Linked DNA regions of Homo sapiens: region 2 is linked to region 1. Evidence: read pairs that join two places in POLR2A ChIA-PET (ENCODE). Cell type or tissue: B cell. All regions are shown on one strand. Each heading gives the region's core, and the rest is flanking DNA. Links, peaks and the distances in the headings are about the cores only.

Region 1 (2,918 bases), core at 259-2,758:
CATGGTGAAACCCCGTCTCTACTAAAATACAAAAAATTAGCCAGGTGCGGTGGCATGTGCCTGTAATCCCAGCTACTCGGGAGGCTGAGGCAGGGGAATCCCTTGAACCTGGGAGGCGGAGGTTGCAGTGAGCTGAGGTCGCACCACTGCATTCCAGCCTGGCGACAGAGCGAGACTCTGTTTCAAAAAAAAAAAAAAAAAAAAAAAATTACCTGGGTGTAGTGGCGGGTGCCTGTAATCCCAGCTACTCAGGAGGCTGAGGAAGGAGAATCACTTTAACCCAGGAGGTGGAGGTTGCAGTGAGCCGAGATGGCGCCACTGCACTCCAGACTGTGCAATGGGAGGGAAACTCCACCTCAAGAAAAAAAAAAAAATTCACAGGGGTAGAAAGTAGTATGGTGGTTGCCAGGGGTAGAAGGAGGAAGGACGGAGAGAGTGTTTAATGGGGACAGAGTTTTGGTTGGGGAAGACAAAATGTTCTGGAGATGGATGATTGCACAATAATGTAAATATGGGTAATGCCACTGAATCGTACACTTAAAAATAGTTAAAACAGCCGGACACAGTGCTCACGCCTGTAATCCCAGCACTTTGGGAGCCCGAGGTGGGGAGATCCCCTGAGGTCAGGATTCAAGACCAGCCTGGCCAACATGGTGAAACCCCGTCTCTACTAAAAATACAAAACACATTAGCTGGATGTAGTGGCGCACGCCTGTAATTCCAGCTACTCGGGAGGCTGAGACAGGAGAATCGCTGGAACCTGGGAGGTGGAGACTGCAGCGAGTCAAGATGGCGGCATTGCACTCCAGCCTGCGCAACAAGAGCAAAACTCCATGCCAAAAGAAAAAAAAAATGTTAAAACGGTAAATTTTACATGTATTTTGCCACATTAACAAAAAATGTTTAGGCCAGGTGCAGCAGCTCATGCCTGGGCAAAATATTGAGGCCCTGTCTCTAAAAAAAAAAAGAAAAAAAAAAACAAGAAAAAGAAAAATATTGGCCAAGCATAGTAGTGAGCTGAGGTGGGAAGATGGCTTGATCCCAGGGGTTTGAGACTGCAGTGAGCTATGATCGTGCCACTGCACTCCAGTCTGAGTGACAGAGCCAGAGCCAGACAAAGCCAAAGAGGGAAAAAAATGGGTTTAACATACTGGCGGGGCACAATGGCTCACACCTATAATCCCAGCACTTTGGGAGGATGAGGCAGGCAGGTTGCTTGAACTCAGGAGTTTAAGACCAGCCTGGGCAACATGGTGAAACCCTGTTTCTGCAAAAAAAAAAAAAAAAAAAATTTAGCTGGGCGTGGTGACATGTGCCTGTGGTCTCAGCTACTCTGGGAGGCTGAGGCAGGAGGATCACTTGAGCCCAGGAGGTCAAGGCTACAGTGAGCTGGGATGGTGCTACTGCACTTCAGCCTGGGTGATAGAGTAAGACCCTGTCTCAAAAAATAAATAAATAAATAAATAAATAAAGCAAGCCTAGGAGTTTGAGACCTGCCTGGGGCACATACTGAGACCCTGTCTCTACAAAAAATTTAAAAATGAGCTGAGAGTGGTATGCATCTGTGGTCCCAGCTACTCAGGCGGCTAAGGTGGGAGGATAACTTGAGCCCGGGAGATCGAGGCTGCAGTGAGCCGTGATATTGCTGCTGACTCTAGCCTGGGCAACGGAGTGAGACCCTGTCTCATAAAGAAAAAAAAAACCTGTATTCATATTTGTTTTCATGTGTACAAAGTAATTCTGGAAAGATACTCAGGAAATTAAGAGCTGTGGTTATTCATGAGAGAAAGGGGAGGAACTGAAACTTGGAAGGCAGATGCTGCTTCATAAACCTTATATGCTTTGCTTTTTGAAGCATGTAAATGTATTAACTATTCGAAGATAAATTAAATAGTTTGGAGAAGCTGAGGGCAGTGATACAGACCTCTAATCCCAGCTATTTGGGAGGCTGAGGTGGGACGATCACTTTAGGAAAGGGAACTAAGACCAGCCTGGCAACACAGCGAGACTCCAGTCTCTTAAAAAAAAAAAAAAAAAAAAAAAAAATATATATATATATATATATATATATATATATATATATATATATATATATATATTTATTGTATTGCTGGGCACAGTGGCTCATGTCTGTAACCTCAGCACTTTGGGAGGCTGAGGCAGGTGGATCACTTGAGGCCAAGAGTTTGAGACTACCCTGGCCAACATGGTGAAACACCATCTCTAATAAAAATACAAAAATTAGCCGGGAGTGGTGGCGGGTGCCTGTAGTTTCAGCTACTCGGGAGGCTGAGACAGGAGAATCACTTGAACCCAGGAGGTGGACATTGCAGTGCACTGAGATGGTGCCACTGCACTCCAGCCTGGATGACAGAGCAAGACTCCATCTCAATATATATATAATATATATTTATATATAATATGTTAATATATTGTATACATACATATATGTATACAACATATTAATTTATATTAAGGTAATATATTATATTAATTAATTATATTATACTAATTAAATTATATTAATATAAGATGTATTAATTTACATATATTTCTGTATACAATATATTAATATATTATAAAAATGTTACATTATGTCCTAGGCTATATTTATATGTGCTATATTTATATTATATAAATAATATATCATAAAAATATGTTACATTATGCTATGTATTTATTTTATATAGCATAATGTAACATATAATATATAATGTATATATTACATATTATATATTATATATTTTTTGTATACTTTTTTAACATGTCCCCAGAGATAGGAAATATAAATCTATATTATACATTATATAACATATTTATATTACATATTATATATTATATATCATAATACATTATAATATATTAATTATAATATAATATATTAATATATTATAACATATTCTATAAATAAAATATTT
Region 2 (2,918 bases), core at 185-2,684, 350 kb after region 1:
TGAGCCACCATGCCTGGCCTCTATGTTTAATTTTTTTAGGACTCTCCATACTGTTTTCCACAGTGGCTGCACCATTTTACATTGTCACCAGCAGCCCACAATGGTTTCAATTTATGGGGTTTTGTTTTGTTTTGCTTTTTTTTTTTTTTTTTTTTGGACAGGGTCTCACTCTGTTGCCCAGGCTGGAGTGCAATGGTGCAATCATAGCTCACTGCAGCCTTGACCTCCTGGGATCAAGCGATCCTCTTGCCTCGGCCTCCCAAGTAGTTGGGACTACAGGTGCATGCCACCATGCTCAGCTAATTTTTAAATATTTTTAGAAATGAAGTCTTCCTTTGTTGCCCAGGCTGGTCTTGAACTCCTGGCCCAACTGATCCTCTCTCCTTGGCCTCCCAAAGCATTGGGATAACAGTTGTGAGCTACCACTTCTAACCTATTTTCTGTTTTTTTGATAGTAGCCATCCTAATGGGTGTTAGGTAGTATCTCACTGTGGTTTTTATTTGTTTATTCATTTATTTATAGAGATGGAGTCTTGCTATGTTGCCCAGGCTGGTCTCAAACTCCTGGCCTCAAGTGATCCTCCCACCTCGGCCTCCCAAAGTGCTGGAATTACAGGCGTGAGCCACCGCACCTGGCCTGTGGTTTTGATTTGCATTTCCCTAATGATTGGTGACTTTGAGTATCTTTTCATAGGCCTATTGGACATTTGTCTGGCCTGGAATTTTAACAACTCTGTTTCAAAGGAAGCACAGAGTGTGGGTGTCAATCTCCTTGCCAATGTCAGGGCCGCCTGACCTCGTGGATAGCAGGCAGCCCAGAGCTGGCTCCTCGGGCCGGACAGAAGCTGGGCATGAGAGGCTGTCGTGGGAGTGACAATTCCACTAGGGGAATGCCAGATTGCCACTGAACTTTGTCACTAAGACCCACACCAAAGGCCCCAGAAAGCCCCAGTGACACTTTTGCCCCTAGATAGGAGGGTACCGACAGGAAATGCTGTCAGAAAAATGCCTCCTTGTACACTCAAAAATGGCTTTTGCCGTCTGCCCAGAGGGGCCCCTCTCCCCCTGACTCACCGTAGCAGCGCGTGGAGGACAATTTTGGCTGTGACAACGTCACGCCCGCTGCGGGGAGTTGATCTGCAAGCCACAAACGTCATTCATTCCTCTCCACCTCCAGGATTTGGAACATCTCCCCGGACCACAGATTTTTCCTTCAATCAACTTGCTTTTCCTTTAAAAAAAAAAAAAAAACTTAAATGAATTTATTTGGGAAGGAACTTTTATGCCACCACCACAAAAGGAAACAAAAGGAAACCAGGGCCATTTCCATAAGTAGAAAGCAACAGCAAAAGGACCTATATTTGTAGGGGTGGGGGTGAAATTAAACTTGCTTCCTGCTGTCGCCTGGTTGAAGCCTCAAGAGCCGGGACTAGGGTAGGGAGAGGGAGGTGCCCAGGCGTAGAATATAATGAGTCGCTCACTCGCAGGACCCTGGGATCCACAGCCTCACCCTCCAGTGAAGCTCTGGATCAAAGAGACTGCTCTTTTTGTTTAAAAAAAAAAATTGAAAGGAGACAAAAAGGGAAAGAAATAGGCCAGGCGCAGTGGCTCACGCCTGTAATCCCAACAGTTTGGGAGGCAGAGGCGGGAGGATCGCTAGAGCTCAGGAGTCCAAGACCAGCCTGGGCAACATAATGAGACCCCTGTCTCATTATAAAAAAGTAAAGAAAAAAAATGGGGAAGGAAATTAAAAACCGAAAGCGACGACTGAAGTGTTTAGAGGTGTCAGAGATATAGCTGTGAAAAACTCAGACTTCTTTTTTTTTTTTTTTTTTTTTTTGAGACAGAGTTTCGCTCTGTCGCCCAAGCTGGAGAGCAGTGGCGTCATCTCGGCTCACTGCAACCTCTCTGCCTCCCAGGTTCAAGCAATTCTCCTGCCTCAGCCTCCTGAGTAGCTGGGATTACAGGCATGCGCCACCATGCCCGGCTAATTTTTGCACTTTTAGTAGAGGCAGGATTTCACCATGTTGGCCAGACTGGTCTCAAACGCCTGACCTCAAGTAATCCACCTACCTCAGCCTTCCAAAGTGCTAGGATTACAAGCATAAGCCACCATGCCTGGTCTATTTTATTTATGTATTTATTTTATTTTATTTTTTTGAGACAGAGTCTCACTCTGTCACCCTGGCTGCAGTGCAGTGGTGCGATTTCGGCTCACTGCCACCTCTGCCTCCTAGGCTCAAGTGATCCTCCCACCTCTGCCTCCCAAGTTGCTGAGACTACAGGTGCACACTACCATGCCCAGCTAATTTGTGGAGTTTTTGTAGAGATGAGGTCTCGATATGTAGCCCAGGCTGCTCTTGAACTGCTGGACTCAAGCAATCTTCCTGCCTCGGTCTCCCAAAGTGCTGGGAATACAGGCATGAGCCACTGCACCCGGCCTGTTTTTTTTTTTTGTTTTTGTTTTTTTTTTTTATGGAGGTGAGATTGACATGACATAAAATAGACCCTTTTAAAGTGCATGGTTCAGCGCCATTTAGTACATTCACTACGTTGAGCAACCATCACCTCTATCTAGTTCCAGAATGTTTTCAACACCGCAAAAGGAAACCCCGTCCTCATTACCACTCATTCCTCATTCCTCCTCCCCAGCCCCTGGCAACCACCAATCTGTTTTCTGGCTATGAATTTGCCTATTCTGGACATTTCATATAAATGGAATCGTGCACTATGTGACCTTCTGTGTCTGGCTTCTCTCACTCAGTATCATGTTTTCAAGGTTCATCCACCCTGTAGCATGGATCAGAGCCTCGTTCCTTTTTATGGTTGAATTAAAAATCGCTTTTTATGGTAATTGTGAACCGTGCTGCTATGAACATGGGTGTATAAGTATCTGTTTGAGGTCAGGCACAGTGGCT

Evidence for each region. Peaks named below come from ENCODE experiments on the same cell type or tissue, not always from the same donor. Only the 100,000 strongest peaks of a DNase experiment are listed, where the experiment ranks them.
Region 2: POLR2A ChIA-PET joins it to region 1 with 13 read pairs; 1 of 35 experiments calls an interaction of 5 or more read pairs at or near these places.

The regions. Positions count from the first base shown.
Region 1 is chr19:14,017,569-14,020,486 of GRCh38, forward strand. No RefSeq gene overlaps it. Among named protein-coding and RNA genes, the nearest start is that of RLN3, 9.1 kb to the right of the region's middle. In B cell, for the core only: no CTCF peak of the experiment used is centred there; DNase peaks (open chromatin) are centred at 1,290 and 1,753; H3K4me3 peaks cover 328 bases.
Region 2 is chr19:14,368,869-14,371,786 of GRCh38, forward strand. No RefSeq gene overlaps it. Among named protein-coding and RNA genes, the nearest start is that of LINC01841, 6.3 kb to the left of the region's middle. RefSeq lists an enhancer at 1,925-1,994. In B cell, for the core only: no CTCF peak of the experiment used is centred there; DNase peaks (open chromatin) are centred at 1,023, 1,723 and 2,633; H3K4me3 peaks cover 1,639 bases; H3K27ac peaks cover 2,500 bases.